Linked DNA regions of Homo sapiens: all the other regions are linked to region 1. A link is a contact called in ENCODE Hi-C or POLR2A ChIA-PET data. All regions are on one chromosome and are shown on one strand. Each heading gives the region's core, a stretch centred on a gene start or an enhancer-like site at or near the end of the contact. The rest is flanking DNA. Distances are from core to core; before and after follow the strand shown.

Region 1 (2,559 bases), core at 24-2,523:
GAAGCATTACTTTTTTCACTGAATACTGGCATGGAACATGCTGTAACTGAACCATAAAAACCAACTACACACCTACAGAATGTCAAATGATCTGCAGGAAAAGCAGGTTACTGAATAGCAAGCAAGAGACAGCCTTTATCTATAGCCACTGTTCACTTTTGGTTAATTTTAACATCCAGATGTAGCAGGCTACAACTTTCACAGTATCTACTTCGTCTGACGTGTCATTCCTGAAAGTGGCCATTAGCTTTGTACACTGGACAGAAATGCAAATAATCAAAAACCAAATTGGCAGGACACAAATTTGCCACGAGGTTTATCATCAACCCAAATGCATACTTCTAACCTTTTCCCCCATTTCCCTCAAAAGTACACTCTGTAATAGGTTCTTCATGTCTGAGAAACATAAGGAATATCCATTAACTACACAGGCTTTGGGGAAGGTGGCTTTCAGTAATAATCTTTGTAAGATGCAAACAAAAAGGAAGAAAGAAAAATGAAATGTTTGACCTCCCGAGCACTGTGTTTAGCAACTTTTCTGTTTAATCAAACTTTTTGTGAATCATTATTCAACCTATCAATGTCTTCCTTCGCTGAAATAGTACCTGAAAAAGACAGGATGTGCTGAAGGCACTTTGAGATGTTTCAGGAACTGTTTCAGTTTGCCCAACATCCTCGATGCAAACTCGGGACTAGGGCCACCCACTTTCCCTCAGCTGCGGCTTTTGGGGTAACCACTACCTCTTCTAAAATCTGATCAGTGGAAACCATACCTTTCTTCACAGCTAGAACTCCCCTTTATTCCCCTCCCCGCCCTCCTAGGTGAGAACCAGGCCCGCCCAGGGCCCGGAGGCAGCCCAGGGGGTGCCGCCCAAGCCCAGATTCCGGGGGTGTAACCGGGGTACACGTGTCTCCGGAATCTCCCCTCCCACCCTTTGGCGGGACACCACCTACTCTTCGCTTTGCTTAGGTGCAGGGAGTGGTCGGCGACCGATACCCGGGATGCCTCTCCCGGGTACACTTGTCCACCCGCGTAGAAGTGGCACTCCTCTTCGCGAGTCCGGGGCCTCTCCTCTGTCTCCCAGCCCTGCACAGCTCCAGCCGGCAGCAGGAACAGCAGTAGCGGCAGCAGAAGCAGCCTTCGGTGGCGGCCGTGGTCCGGAGTTGTCGCGGCTAGCAGCGGCAGCGCCTCCATGACCACGCGAGCGCAGAAACACGTCCCTTGGCGCGAGCGCCGCTTCTGCCGCCGCCGGGCAGCTACAACCGCGTGCACGACGCCCGCGCGAACCGGGGCGCGGCCTCGCGAGACCAGCTCCTCCCCCTACCCCCCCTATCTGCTCCCCGCCCCGCCACGTGGGCGCCGGCCGCACCTCCCCCATCCCAAGCCTGCATTTGCGCCTGCGTCCCGCGGCTGACCAGGACCGGGAGCGTTGCCCAACTCTGTGAAGGCAGCGACAAGGTCTCCTGACCTCCGCGCTGTTTTAGACATCTTTCCACGTCCATCTCTTCCACAAAGCCTCACCACTGCACACAAGCCCCTCACAAGCGGAATCTAACCTATATGCTTGTGAATGGCTTGCATTTTATACTTCTAATAAGCTTTTTAAAAAGTCACTTAACGTTTTTAAAAATTATATTTACTTGACAAATCATAATTGTATACATTCGTGGGATGCAATGTGATTTTTTGAAATATGTATCCAATGTGGGATGATTACATCACATTAACTTATCCATCGCCTTGTTTACCTATGACTTTTATGGTGAGACATTTCAAATTTACTCTTATTCATTTTGAAATATACATTATTATTGACTGTATTTACCCTGCTGCTTACCAGAGGTTGGGAAGTAGGGAAGGCGAGGCGAGAGGGAAGGAATGGGGAGTTAGTTGTTGGTCAGAGGTTACCAAGTTCCAGATAGACAGGAATAAGTTTCAAGATCTAATAGACATTTACTAATTTTTTTTCTTGAAGTGATTTGTGTGAACGGGGCCATGATCTGCACTACTTGCAGCTCTTTTAAGTCCTGGAAAAACTTAGGGAGGGTAGGTCTAACCATTTACTTTCCTCCAGCATGCAAGGGCGTACAGGCAGTTTTTAGTGACCTAATCTATTGTTTCAAAGACAGCTTTTTTTTTTTTTAATTTAAATGAAGACTTGAAAAGTTACCAGAAAACTCTCCCAGCAGTGTTGTTCCTTTTTCTGACAATTACCCCATCACCCAACCCCTGGCCTTTTCCCTGCCCTCCCCACCCATCTCCCCGCCGTGGGCACCGCCCCGCTTGCCGCTGCAACCTGCCGTGTGCGTCTGCGCACTGGGGGCAGGCCCAGGCCACCGAGCGTCCACCAACTGGACTAAGACCACCTTGTGTCGTCACTTGTGACCGATCTTCTGCACTCCCACCCTCAGCACTGTTTTAGACCCTGTTCATCCTTCTGGGCCCATCTTGTACACAAAACTTCGCAGGTGACTGGCCTCGCGCCCTCAGCACTGTTGTAGGCCTTCTCATCCTTCACACCTATTTCTTCCACAAAGCTTCGCCCATGGCTGTCTTCC
Region 2 (2,559 bases), core at 37-2,536, 810 kb before region 1:
GTGTTTAGCAGAGAGTGGCACACAAATGTAAGTTCCCTTGGCCTCATAAAAAGAATAATTTCTGGTTCCCTTTGGAAGAGGTGGCCAAGATGTTATACCAAAAACTAGCTGATGACTGGCATAGTCTCTTCCTTACTTGGGGCTTCTACTTTCTCATGTGTAAAATTGGGAAGATTACAGATGATCTCTGTATTAGTTTGTTCTCATGTGGCTAGAAAGAACTACCTGAGACTGAGTAACTTATGAAGGAAAGAGGTTTAATTGACTCACAGTCCACATGGATAGGGAGGCCTCAGGAAACTTACAATCATGGCAGAGGCGAAGGGGAAGCAAGCACATCTTCACATGGTGGCAGGAGAGAGAGAGAGCAAAGGGAGAAGTGCTACACACTTTTAAACAACCAGATCTCATGAGAACTCACTCGCTATCATGAGAACAGCAAGGGGGAAATCTGCCCCCATGATCCAATCACCTCCCACCAGGCCCCACCACCAACACTGAAAATCATAACTCAACATGAGATTTGGGTGGAGACACAGAGCCAAACCACATCAGTCTCTAAGCTCAAGTTCCCACTGAATTAGTCTAAGAGGATAAGATTTTTGTTTGTCTCTCTATACAGTTATTTATCATACACTAACCTTGCCTACTAATATAAATTCTAAGAAAACTCTGGAGAGCAGTGCTAGGAGTAAACAGCCAAGGAAAAAAGGTGGAAGTCAAGAAAAAGGGGCCAGGCGCGGTGGCTCACGCCTGTAATCCCAGCACTTTGGGAGGCCGAGGCGGGCAGATCACGAGGTCAGGAGATCGAGACCACGGTGAAACCCTGTCTCTACTAAAAATACAAAAAATTAGCCGCGTGCAGTGGCGGGCGCCTGCAGTCCCAGCTACTGGGGAGGCTGAGGCAGGAGAATGGCGTGAACCCGGAAGGCGGAGCTTGCAGTGAGCCAAGATCGCGCCACTCCACTCCAGCCTGGGCGACAGAGCAAGACTTTGTCAAAAAAAAAAAAAAGAAAAAGAAAAAGAGTATGCACATTTACATTTTGTTCTTCTCTTTGTGATCTCCATCCAGAAAGCCTCCAACAACATTTTGGATAAAGGACAATTGGGTTAACACCTTACCTGTTCCCAGAAACCACCCTTATTTCAAAAACCTTTAAGGGCGAGGTAGGGACAGCAGCAAAAAGATACCACAAAATTATATGATTCATCCTTCTGACTAGCATACGTAAATTTATGTATTTGTCCCAGCTTCTCATTTATCTATGAGCTCCTCAAAGGCAATGAATATGCCTTGGCAATTTCCCAATGCTTCTTAGTTTCCATTTCATTCCAAATCCAGAACTTTCAACTAATGCTGATGGACTCCAGAATGACTTCGGTGTTAACCTTTGGCATCTCACTCACAGACTCTATCCCCTAAAGTGGTTCATAGCTCTTGGGCAAAAATTTCACCAGCTCTAACACTGTGGTTTTAACTCTGGAAGAATATTATTACACAATCGCCTGGGTAACCCAAAAGCACCAGCACCTAGACTCCTACCCGCAGCAATTGATTTAATTGGTTTATGTAGGGAGCAGGTGTCACTCATTTCAGGCGCTCCCCAGACAATTCTCATGAGCAGCCAGGACTGAGAACCATGGACTAGCATCTAATCATAGAAAATTCAATGAGGGTAAACAAATCAAAGAACTCCTCAAGCCCAGACAATGGCTATTAAGCATCCCCAATTTTTTATTTACCCATGTACTGTTGTCTTTATTTTCACCTTTGAGTTTTATTTCAGCCTCTTGGGAAACTGATCACAAACATCTTTGTACTCTGTAAGAGACTTTTCAGTGTCAGCTCTTTTTTTCCCTTTCACTTTCAGATGATCTTAAATGGGGAAGATAAAAACTAAACAAACTCGAGAAGGAAACGGCTGTGCTTCAGGATGTGGTAATGCTTGGGAGGCGGTGACAATGCACTCGATGGTCCTTTCCTCCAGTTTGTTTTGCTCACACACTGCGCCCAATCCCTCACCTACTTTCTCTGCTATAAAGAGGTGGTAAGACGATCAGGCGGGCAGACATGTGGCTCTACTACCTATTATACGTGTGAGTCATCTTCTTACCCGCTCAGAACTTCAGTTTCCTAATTGGTAAAATGGGCATGGCTGTTGTGAGAATTAGATGATATCCTGTTTTAGTTGGTAAGTACTCAGTAAGTGCTAGTCGAATCTATTGAATCTTTTTCAGGTGCCATATAAAGTCCTTTTTTTTTTGTTTGTTTTTTTTGAGACGGAGTCTCACTCCATCGCCCAAGCTGGAGTGCAGTGGCGCGACCTCGGTTCACTGCAACCTCTGCCTCCCTGGTTCAAGCGATTCTCCTGCCTCAGCCTCCTAAGTTGCTGGGATTACAGGCACGTGCCACCGCCTGGCTAATTTTTTTTTGTATTTTATTAGAGATGGGGTTTCACCATGTTTGCCAGACTGGTCTCAAACTGCTGATCTCAGGTGATCTGCCTGCCTCGGCCTCCCAAAGTGTTGGGATTATAGGTGTGAGTCACTGTGCCCAGC
Region 3 (2,559 bases), core at 37-2,536, 570 kb before region 1:
GGGACAGGTGGGGAGGAGAGGGACCTAGATTGAGTTACTGTCAAAGAGGACTCTATTTATAACGTACTTATTTTCATAAGGAGAGTGTATTCATGTTATACTCTTGCAACAGAAAATTAATGATTAAAAAAAAAAATACATGTTCCTCTGGAAAGTGTACCTAACCTTCGAACACTCATTCACATGGTATATGATCAAGATTTACCTTTTGTGACATCTTTGCAGGACTACAGACTGAGTGGCCCCAGAAGCGTCCAAAAGTTTTCCCCTGGGAACACAAGGTCTAACAGGCTAAACGAGCAAGCACAGTAGAAAGTTTTTACTGAGGCTTATGAAGCCAAATTCAAACAGGAAACTTCTAAAGCTTTTGAAAATCCATCAGAATTAGTTTGGGCCCCTGAATTAGTTACCTACTGCTGCATAACAAATTATCCTAAAACGTAATGGCTCAAAACGACACATTTCTTTTCTCACAGTTTCTATGCTGCAGGAATCAGGGTCTCTCCCAGGGCTGCAATCAGAATGTTCACCGGGGCTACTGGCTCATCTAAAGGTTTCACAAGGGAAGGATCTGTTTGCAAATTCACTCACGTGGTTGTTGGCCAGATTCCGTTTCTCACAAGCTGTTGGACTAAGGGCCTTGGTTCCCCTGAGGGCGTCAGTTTCTTGCTGGTTGTTGGCCAGAAGCTGTTCTCAGTTCCTGGCCATGTGAACCTCTGCATGGGGTGGTTGACAGCATGGTAGCTGGCTTCCTCAGAACAAGCACGCAAGAGGCATCAGAGACAGTTTGCAATCAAGACAGAAGCCACAGTCTTGGCCAGGCGTGGTAGCTCATGCCTGTAATCCCAGCACTTTGGAAAGCCGAGGTGGGCGGATCACTTGAGGACCAGAGTTTGAGACCAGCCTGGCCAACATGGCAAAACCCTGTCTTCACAAAAAAATACAAAAATGAGCTGGGAGTGGTGGCATGTGCCTATAGTCCCAGCTATTAGGGAGGATGGCTTGAGCCCGGGAGGTTGAGGCTGCAGTGAGCTGTGACCATGCCACTGCACTCCAGACTCAGCGACAGAGCACGACCATGTCTCAAAAAAAAAAAAAAAAAAAAAAAGGTCACGGTGTTTTGTAACCTAATCTCAGATGGGACATCCCATCATTTTTGTCCTATTCTGTTCATTAGAAGCAAGTCACTAGTGTAGCCCACACTCAGGGGATCCAGGTCAGAAGCTGCCTGTCATAGCCTCATGGGAATTCTGTGTTCCGTTCCAGCTGTGTTAACATGGGGCTAGTGGGAGTGGGATAGGGGGAAGGGAAGGGAGGGAATACTCGCTTCCAAAAGAGTCCTGAAAGAGAATTTCTGATGTTGTCAGAGAAAATATTAGTATATCCAGTAGGTGGCACCCATCACTGTGAACAAGGGTCCCCAGCCCCTTGAGAATAGCACCTAACACAACAAACTCTGGTAATAAAGATTTAAGCAGCCAATCAAATATTCTTGTTAATAGGGAATTTTTGCGTATTATGCAATTGTTCTTTAAAAAATTATGATTAATTTCCGTTCTGTTACCATTCTAAGTGATTTAGATGATTTTCAAATTTTCTTGCAGATTTTGACACGTATGGTGGCAAATTATAACGACATGTAAGGTTTTTGCACGCAAGCCAGGATGTTTTACTAAGAGAACAGTCATTCTACACTAAGGGTCCCTTAAGTTAGCATCACAACTGATAAATTCAACATGTGATCATTTGTGCCTAACAAAATATACTTCAAAAAAACGTGGCTGCGCCATTCACAATGTACCAATTCATAACTTTTAAACCTTTCTTCATATGGCTAAAATATCTAGGTTGTTATTAAAGATAATCTAGCAGTGCTTTTCTACCTATTGTATGTGACTTATTCGTGGATCAAAATAACTTGGTGGATTTTGATAAGTAAATTTATATCACAATATTTCTTGGTAAATGGTAAAATGTACATATCCTAAAATATATCATTGTAATCACTTTAAGTGTACAATTCTGTGGCATTATGTATATTTAAAATGTTGTTTAGATCAGATGCGGTGGCTCACGCCTGTAATCCCAGCACTTTGGGAGGCCAAGGCGGGTGGATCACCTGAGGTCAGGAGTTCAAGACCAGCCTGGCCAACATGGTGAAACCCTGTCTCTACAAAAATTAGCCAGGCACAATGGAGGGTGCCTGTAATCCCAGCTACTCAGGAGTCTGAGGTGGGAGAATCGCTTGAACCCTGGAGGCAGAGGTTGCAGTGAGCCGAGATAGCGCCACTGCACTCCAGCCTGGGCAACAGAGTAAGACTTCATCTCAAAAAAAAAAAAAAAAAAAAGTTGTTTAAATATCACCACTATCTATTTCTAGAGCTTTTTCATCATCCCAAGCAAAAACTGTAGCATAGGCAATAGTTTCCCATTCTTTCTCTCCCCAGCCCCTGGTAACCTCTATCCTTCTGCCTCTATGAATTTGCCTATTCCAGATGTTTCATATAAGTGGATAATATATTATTTGTCCTTTTACATCTGGTATGTTTCATTTAACAC

What was found. A loop is a pair of places that touch in the nucleus more often than their neighbours do. ChIA-PET counts read pairs that join two places held with the same protein, here RNA polymerase II (POLR2A). Pooled maps may share reads with other maps.
Region 2: a map of B cell shows a loop between it and region 1 (14-fold over the local background). The contact joins the enhancer-like site here to the promoter of PRDX4 in region 1. A Hi-C loop is called at or near these places in 1 of 168 maps with a recorded cell type or tissue (B cell), 3 of 37 single-sample maps with no recorded cell type and 10 of 50 pooled maps. POLR2A ChIA-PET finds 5 or more read pairs at or near these places in 1 of 52 experiments (activated CD4-positive, alpha-beta memory T cell).
Region 3: a map with no recorded cell type shows a loop between it and region 1 (10-fold over the local background). The contact joins the enhancer-like site here to the promoter of PRDX4 in region 1. A Hi-C loop is called at or near these places in 1 of 37 single-sample maps with no recorded cell type and 4 of 50 pooled maps. POLR2A ChIA-PET finds 5 or more read pairs at or near these places in 2 of 52 experiments (BJ and WTC11).

The regions. Positions count from the first base shown.
Region 1 is chrX:23,666,207-23,668,765 of GRCh38, reverse strand. It overlaps PRDX4 (peroxiredoxin 4), which reads right to left and starts at 1,273. Exons shown (of 7, transcript NM_006406.2): 1 at 955-1,273. The coding sequence starts at 1,195. RefSeq lists silencers at 811-940, 1,291-1,470 and an enhancer at 1,220-1,514.
Region 2 is chrX:24,479,503-24,482,061 of GRCh38, reverse strand. The region is part of intron 1 of PDK3 (pyruvate dehydrogenase kinase 3); the gene reads right to left. Among named protein-coding and RNA genes, the nearest start is that of PDK3, 15 kb to the right of the region's middle. Within about 2 kb of position 1,286, at least 16 of the 41 ENCODE cell types and tissues checked have a DNase peak (open chromatin) inside an H3K27ac peak, as active enhancers do; they include B cell, where a contact is called at or near this core.
Region 3 is chrX:24,241,083-24,243,641 of GRCh38, reverse strand. No RefSeq gene overlaps it. Among named protein-coding and RNA genes, the nearest start is that of SUPT20HL2, 72 kb to the left of the region's middle. RefSeq lists an enhancer at 832-911. Within about 2 kb of position 1,286, at least 6 of the 41 ENCODE cell types and tissues checked have a DNase peak (open chromatin) inside an H3K27ac peak, as active enhancers do.